2 separate regions of the Homo sapiens genome follow, and region 1 is linked to region 2. The links are chromatin contacts, found by Hi-C in ENCODE. All regions are on one chromosome and are shown on one strand. Each heading gives the region's core, a stretch centred on a gene start or an enhancer-like site at or near the end of the contact. The rest is flanking DNA. Distances are from core to core; before and after follow the strand shown.

Region 1 (4,393 bases), core at 274-2,773, 350 kb after region 2:
GCAAAGGTTGCAGTGAGCCAAGATCGCGCCACTGCACTCCAGCCTGGGCAACAAAGCAAGACTCAGTCTCAAAAAAAAAAAAAAATTACTTTAAAGCACTCCTCAAGTATAAATAAATATCAGCATTCTGAAAAATGAAGGGGACTGAAGGTGGTGAGTGCCAGCACATTTTTCTTCCCCAAGAGGAAAAAGAGATATGGCAAAGGATGCCGATTGAATGATAAGATGCCTAGTGTGGTTGGTGCAGGACTACCCTCATGTGTTTGGCAGTATAAGCGGGCCTTTAATCACCCACCTGCCGGTTGTCATACTTCGCATCACCCCTCTCCCCATCACGGGGAAGGGGAGGACATGTCCCTTCCCCAACTCGTGTCTGCCAAAAATGCATTCATGCTACTATTGTTATTCCTTCTCATGCCAAATCTCATCTGTTTATTAGCCTAGGACCTGGGGCAGGGGGCAGTAAGGTTGGGGGATCACTTGAGCCCAGGAGGTCAAGGCTGAAGTGAGCCATGATAGTGCCACTGCACTCCAGCCTGGGTGACAGAGCGAGACCATGTCTCAAAAAAAAAAAAAGACAGAAATTTCTAAATTGTCTTCTATTAACAGTAATCATAAACCAGTGTACACTCTCACTAAAAATATATGAGAATGCCTATTATTCTAAACCAAATATCAGAACTGTTGATATTTACCATGTAAGTTAAAATAGCATCTTTTTGTAGTTTAGTGTGCATTTCTTTTATTATGAAGAAGATTGGGAATCTTTTCCAGAATTTGGGGAGGTAGGTGGGTAAACAAACACAATACAAAAGTACTGTGACAAAGAGTTTTCTAGGAAGGTCAGATAAGGTCCCACAGAGGAGGTGGCATTTGATCTAGGTCCTGAAGGATGAGGGGGAATTCCGCCATGGAGCTTATTGATCCTGGTATGTAGTCAGCCAAAATGTTCAACAACTATATGTTGACTTAAGTGATAAAATCAGCCAGGTGCAGTGTCCCACGCCTGCAATCCTAATCCCAGCACTTTGGGAAGCTGAGGTAGGAGGACCCCTTGACTGCAGGTGTTCAAGACCAGCCTAGACAACACAGGGAGACCTCATGTTTCCAAAAGACACAAAAATTAGCCTGGTGTGGTGGCCCGCGCCTGTAAGTCCCAGCCACTCTGAAGGCTGAGGCAAGAGGATGACTTGAGCCCAGGAGCTTGAGGCAGCAGTGAGCTGTGACTATGTCAATGTACTCCAGCATGGGGAACAGAGACTCTGTCTGAAAAAAATAAAAAGAAGTTATAAAATTGAGATGTTTGGGTTGAGGTGAGAGGATTGCTTGAGTCTAGGAGTTCAAGGTTGCAGTGAGCTATAATTGCACCACTTCATTCTAACCTGGGCTACAGAGCAAGACCCTGTCTCCTTAAATAAATAAATAAATAAACACATATATAAGACATATAGGCAACAAGTTTTCTGGATGGCTAAGGGGATTTTTTGCTATACGTGGCAAGACACTGACACACAAATACCAGTACACGATTAAGCAAGCCACCCAGTATGACTGGGTCAGTCCCGGGGGAACTGGGCAGGAGCTTTATAGTGTACATCTGGTTTCTTCTACTTTTTGGATGTTGAGCGACATCTAATGGCCAAATAGGAAAAAGTCTATGTTTTCAGTTTCTTCTTTTCCTTTCCTTCTTTCTTTCCCTTCCTTCCTTCCTTTCTCTTTTTCTTTCTTTCTCTCTCTTCCTTCCTTCTTTCCTTTCTCTCTCCTTCCTTCCGTCCTTCCTTCCTTGTTTCATTCTCTCTCCTTCCTTCCTTCCTTTCTTTCTATCCCTTTCTCTCTTCCTTCCTTCCTCTATTTTTTCCTCCCTCCCTTCCTTCCTTTCTTCCTCTCCTTCCTTTCTTCTTTTTCTTTTCTCTCTGTCTCTCCCTCCCTTCCTTTTCTTTCTTTCTTTCTTTCTTTCTTTTTTTCTTCCTTTCTTTTTTTGACAAGGTCTCACTCTGTTGCACAGACTGGAGTGCAGTGGCACAGTCACAGCTCACTGCAGCCTTGATGTCCCGGGTTCATATGATCCCCCCACCTCAGCCTCCTGAGTAGCTGGGACTATAGGCATGTGCCACCACGCCTGGCTAATTTTTCCGTTTTTTGGCTGCCCAGGCTGGTCCAGTATTTTATTTTCAAAGAAAATTCTCTTGTAGGAACACATACACAACCTAAAAAAAAGTTTCTCCAGATTTAAGGAAAACTTGAGTCTTATTTTTCCCTGTGAACATAGAAGAAAACTGAATAAATTAGAGGTAAGCTAATTTTTTTTTTTTGAGACTATTTCTCTCTTGTTGCCCAGCCTGGCATGCAATGGCAATGATCTCGGCTCACTGCAACCTCACCTCCCGGGTTCAGGCGATTCTCCTGCCTCAGCCTCCCGAGTAGCTGGGATTACAGGCATGCACCACCATGCCCGGCTAATTTTTGCATTTTTAATAAAGACGGGGTTTCACCATGTTGGTCAGGCTGGTCTCGAACTCCTGACCTCAGGTGATCCACCTGCCCTGGCCTCCCAAAGTTCTGGGATTACATGCGTGAGTCACTGCACCCGGCCAGAGGTAAGTTAATTTGTGTGGTAATTTTCTTTTCTTTTTTCTTTTTCTTTTTTTCTTTTTTTTTTTTTGAGACAGAGTCTACCGAGTCTTGCTCTGTCACCCAGACTGGAGTGCAGTGGTGCAATCTCAGCTCACTGCAACCTCTCTCCCCCGGGTTCAAGCGATTCTGCTACCTCAACCTCCCAAGTAGCTGGGATTACAGGCGCCTGCCACCGCGTCCGGCTAATTTTTGTATTTTTAGTAGAGATGGGGTTTCAGCATCTTGGCCAGGCTGGTCTTGATCTCCTGACCTCGTGATCCACCCACCTCGGCCTCCCAAAGTGCTGGGATTACAGGCGTGAGCCACTGTGCCCGGCCTTGTGTGGTAATTTTCATCAAATGAAATAGAAAAAAAAGATGTTAGAATTGGAAGAGACCTTACATCCAATCTCCTCATTGTGTCAATAAGGAAATTTATGTCCAGAGAGAAATGATTTGCCCAAAGCCACACAGCTAGAGAGTTATTAATGCTGTAATATAGTCGTGATTTTGCTACAATGAAGAGAGGAACAGTGAATATATTTACCCATCCATTTGCAAAGCAAAAAAAAAAGGGCAAATACTTTCTGATTACTTTAAAACCTAATAATGTATAATATTGGCCATGCATGGAATTTAATACTATAATGCTCAATAATATAGTAGTTACTGGCAATTAGGGTCTTGGCCTAGGGTATTTGATTTTTCAGGCCAATAGTGGACAAAAACAGACAAATTCCTATGAATGCCAGACTACATTTCAAAAGACCCAAGTAAGATTTTGACCTCTGTAACCTGAGAGTTGCTTCCCTAATATTTCTCTTTGCCTCTTATCTGACAATAGGCAAAGTTGAGGTAGGAGATGAGTATCAAACCACATCATTTAATCAACCAACCCGTAAACATGTATATATCCCCTTTTGTATGTTTAGCATCACAAGGATTGTGGGGACACAACTGTATACATAATGGAGAACAAGTCATGGTGAACTCACTTCTCCTACCTGTTGATAGGAGTTGAATCAAAAGCAGCTTTGAGGTAGAAGGGAAGTTACAACAATACTATAACCACTCTTGCAGATATATTTATTAACTCATTGGTAAGTATTTGTTGAGTATCTACTATATACCAGTGCTAGGGATACAACAGAAATCCAGACCCAAACTCTCCATGAAGCTTATAACCTGGTAACTATATGCCAACAATTGTGATAAGTGCTACAAAAAGAAAGTACTGACCGGGCGCGGTGGCTCATGCCTATAATCCTAGCACTTTGGGGGGCCGAGGCAGGTGGATCACCTTAGGTCAGGAGTTCAAGACCAGCCTGGCCAACATGGTGAAACCCCATCTCTACTAAAAATACAAAAATTAGCCAGGCGTGGTGGCACATGCCTGTAATTCCAGCTACTTGGGAGGCTGAGGCAAGAGAATCACTTAAACCCGGGGGGTGGAGGTTACAGTGAACTGAGATCGCACCACTTCACTCCAGCCTGGGCGAAAAAGCGAAACTCCATCTCCAAAAAAAAAAAAAAGAAAGAAAAAAGATGATGCTTTGGACCAGAGTGGTATAGAAGGAAGTGGTGAGAAGGGTTTGGATTCCGGAAATATTTTTAAAATAATATCAACAGATATTGTTGATACTTTAATGTGGGGTATGAGAGAAAGAGAGGATTTAGGGATGATGCCAAGATTTTTGGCTTGAACTATTGGAAGGGTGGAGTTAGTGGCTGGGCACGGTGCTCACACCTATAATCTCAGCACTTTGGGAGGCCAAAGGGGA
Region 2 (3,971 bases), core at 667-3,166:
AGTTCCAGGCAGGAAGTCCTCAAAATGTGGCACCAGTAACAATACCTACATCGGCAAACTCATAATGCAGATCTGTGCTTGAATGAATCTGAGAGAGGTTTGCCAGTAGATTAAAGAATGATTCCCACTTAATTTCTCTTCCCTTGGGACTGCTGTCAGGTCCATGGTTCCAGGTTTACAGAAACTGGAGGTTTCTTCCTCCACCCTGCTATTCTGAACGTTTCCATTTCTCCCATGAAGTCCCCTGCTGTCACCAGAGGAATTCAGCCCTTTTGGTTTATATCCAGTCCTGTCCTCTCAAACAAGCACAATTTTAGAACGGCATGAGATAGACAGACATCAAGGGAATGGAAGAAGCTTGCAAGCCATTCCTGGGGGAGTGAGAAATAGCTCCCAGGTCTGCTTCCATCCCTGGGTTCTCTCCCTTCTCCCTCTGTTCCACCCTCCCTTCTCCCCTCTGTCACTCTCACTCTCATTTTCTCTCCCCCTGAGTCTTTGTGTTTGCTGCCCACAGCCCTCCTCAAAGGAAGATGCAGGCAGTAAGTGCTGCATGTGAGCAATGTGAGGGAAAGAGGATGAATAATGGTAGAAAATGGTTTGCAGGGCCGGCATGGTGGCTCGTGCCTGTAATCCCAACACTTTGGAAGGCCAAGGCAGGTGGATCATCTGAGGTCAGGAGTTCAACGCCAGCCTGGCCAACATGGCGAAACCCTGTCTCCACTAAAAATACAACAATTAGCTGGGCGTGGTGGTGCACGCCTGTAATTCCAGCTAACTTGGGAGGCTGAGACAGGAGAATCGCTGGAACCCAGGAGGCAGAGGCTGCAGTGAGCCGAGATCATGCCACTGCACTCCAGCCTAGGTGACAGAGCAAGACTCCATCTCAATAAGAAAGAAAAGGAAGGAAGGAAGGAAAGAAGGAAGGAAGGAACGAAGGAAGGAAGGAAGGAAGGAAGGGGAAGGAAAAGAGGAAAAGGGTTTGCAGGAACTCATTTTTCCTTGTTCTTTCAGGAGAAAAATAGCTAAGAGTGCATTTCTTCAATTTACTTCTGAGGCTGTCTCCTAAATGCCGTGGATTTTTTTTTTTAAATGGGAAAAAAACTAAGCTCAGGGTCCAAAGTCCAAGCTGGCATGGACAGGCATCATGATGCTCTTGCTCTCCCTAGTGGTGCTGCAATGAAAAATCAGCTGTTCCACCCCTCACCTGTGTCTTTTCTCCAGGTATCTTTAGAGATGATGCCAACCTGGCCCCTCTTACACACTTGAGCATAAAGTATCCTACTGTTAGAGCCAGATTAGCGTGTGCCTCTCTCTGATGTGACAAGGCTGTGGTATCCAAGTCTCCACCCACTTTCGGTAGCCCTGCCTCTCTTTCTCTAGCCAATTTCAAGGACACGTAACAGATACACAGGCAACTCTTTGAAGACACTCTGCATTCTCAACAGAAGGCTAGCCATTAAGGGCAAACTGCCCTTGCCCCAAAGGCAAAAACCAGCCCCAGCTCAGGGAAAACACTAGACCACTAGACTAAAGGTCTGGCTCCTTGGCCATTCTTGGCTTTGACCCCATTTCCCGGGACTTGACCCTTTTTTTTTTTTTTTTTTTTTTTTTGAGACAGAGTCTTGCTCTGTCACCCAGGCTGGAGTGCAGTGAGGTGATCTCGGCTCACTGCAACCTCTGCCTCCCAAGTTCAAGTGATTCTCCTGCCTCAGCCTCCTGAGTAGCTGGGATTACAGGTGCCCACCACCATGCCTGGCTAATTTTTGTATTTTTAGTAGAGACAGGGTTTCACCATGTTGGTCAGACTGGTCTCAAACTCCTGACCTTGTGATCTGTCTGCCTCGGCCTCCCAAAGTGCTGGGATTACAGGCATGAGCCATCACGCCCGGCCAGGACTTTACACTTTAAGCATGCCCTGGATACATGCCAGTGAGTTCTATAAATAAACTGTGTGAGCTGGGTCAGCAGGCTGAGTTGTGTAGGGGAGGGTGCTTTCTGCTCCCTAGAGACCTGTGAATCCGTGCCACATATCTTCAGTCTCTCAACATACTCAGAGCCCAGCCTCCTATAGGATCCTCCTAAAACAGCATCTAGGAAGGCTCATCCTAAACTCTCAGGGCCTGTTTTCCAGCATGTCAACCACAAGGAAACTTCCTGAGGAATTCATGGGGTCCCTAGAGCACAGAGCCTGGCTTCCAAAGAGAGAGCCCATCCCAGGTCAGCAGATGATCTCCCCATCCCATCTCTCTCACAGAAAATAAACTTGGATTGTGGAAAGAGTTGAGCACTTTCCTTTTGTCCTTTTCCTGTGGTTCTACTGATACTACCATTTCATGTTCTCTTGCTCTGAGAAGATATGCAGGCTTCCAAAAATACAAGCAAGTTTTCTACATAAGAGTGTCAACTCCAGTAGCAATCTAGCAGCTTCCATTTGTCTAGTTCATACATATATTTTAACGTTGTATAGCTTTGCACTTTTTATTAAAATATATCTATACAGAAAAGTACATGTATCATAAAGGTACCAAGTGAACACTCCCCACCAGACCAGCCCCCGGTCAAGACACAGAGCATCGCCAGTGGCCAAGCCACTTGTCCCATTTCTCAGTCACAACCCCTCCCCATTCATTCCACTGACTACTAACAGCATAGATTAATGTTACCAGGTTTTTTTTTTTTTACTTACGGAAAGGAAATTATACAGTATGTACTCTTGTGTCTGCCATCTCTTACTCAACATTATGTTTATTTCATGTAGTTTCATTTTCACTGGTGTATACATTTGGTTCTCATGTTTTTCAAATACATTTTCTCCAAAGAATTTGGGTACTCTCCTTCCACCTTGGCAAGCCCCCCCTGCCAGCTTCCTGTTTCCTCCTCTTTGTACTGGCCTCCCTCTTCCTGTCTCATCACTGTAAGTTTAAAAGGCAAAAGATCTGGAGACAACTGAGATGTTTATCTTGTATCAACATTTATTCTGATTCTTTGGTCACCCTGAAGTCTATATCCTTATCCTACCAGGCTCTGGACATTATTTAATCTGGCCAAAGCCTGGTAGAAGATGTCCCTGTAGAGCAGCCCCAGGGAAGGGGGATTCAAGAAGCTATAAATGCCTCTGGGCTCACCTGAATGTGTTTGACTGATGAGTGGGGTTTTTTGTTTTTTTTTTTTCTTCCTAGGAGTGCCTGAAGCTGAAGTCACTTGGTTCAGGAATAAAAGCAAACTGGGCTCCCCGCACCATCTGCACGAAGGCTCCTTGCTGCTCACAAACGTGTCCTCCTCGGATCAGGGCCTGTACTCCTGCAGGGCGGCCAATCTTCATGGAGAGCTGACTGAGAGCACCCAGCTGCTGATCCTAGGTAAACACTTCAAAGCTGGCTGCCTCTGCTGCACCCTGTTGGGAGTGACTATCTAACCCACCCTCTACCTCCTTTGTGCCCTAATCCAATTAAGGACATAAAAGGTAAAATTGATATCCCTTCACTTCTTCCCAATTTAGGGCCTTTCGATAGAACACAAACTTTGAGCCCAAACAAGAGCTTGAACCTTGGCTCTTCCATTTACTAACTGCCTGGCATTGGGCAAGTTACTTCACTCTGCTAAGCCTTAGATACTGGTCTCTATGCGGAGACTCCAGACAGGAGGATTGCAAGGGCAGAACAGGTATCTCAAACAGAGATAACCTAATTAAAACAATTGTCCTTAACTCTTCCTGCATTAAGGACTTCTTTGAGAATCAGATAAAAACTATGGATTCCTCCTTCTAGAAAAATTCATACATGTAATATTTTTCATATAATTCCAGGAAGCTTATGGTCTGGTCCATCTAAAGTCTCCACATGTACCCCTAAACATAAGAACCCCTGATTAAAGACTCTGGCATGGCTCCTGGTATAAAATGGGTGCTTAAAAATAATTGCTGGGACACCATCCACCATCTGATTATTGCCCAGTTCTGGACTCAGCCATGT

The links. Hi-C counts contacts between places; a loop is a spot of excess contacts on that map. Pooled maps may share reads with other maps.
Region 1: a map of mammary epithelial cell shows a loop between it and region 2 (6-fold over the local background). The contact joins two enhancer-like sites. A Hi-C loop is called at or near these places in 1 of 168 maps with a recorded cell type or tissue (mammary epithelial cell), 2 of 37 single-sample maps with no recorded cell type and 7 of 50 pooled maps.

What each region holds. Positions count from the first base shown.
Region 1 is chr9:19,172,813-19,177,205 of GRCh38, forward strand. No RefSeq gene overlaps it. Among named protein-coding and RNA genes, the nearest start is that of PLIN2, 48 kb to the left of the region's middle. Within about 2 kb of position 1,524, at least 3 of the 41 ENCODE cell types and tissues checked have a DNase peak (open chromatin) inside an H3K27ac peak, as active enhancers do.
Region 2 is chr9:18,823,105-18,827,075 of GRCh38, forward strand. It overlaps ADAMTSL1 (ADAMTS like 1), which reads left to right. Exons shown (of 29, transcript NM_001040272.6): 22 at 3,180-3,359. Among named protein-coding and RNA genes, the nearest start is that of SAXO1, 210 kb to the right of the region's middle. Within about 2 kb of position 1,917, at least 2 of the 41 ENCODE cell types and tissues checked have a DNase peak (open chromatin) inside an H3K27ac peak, as active enhancers do.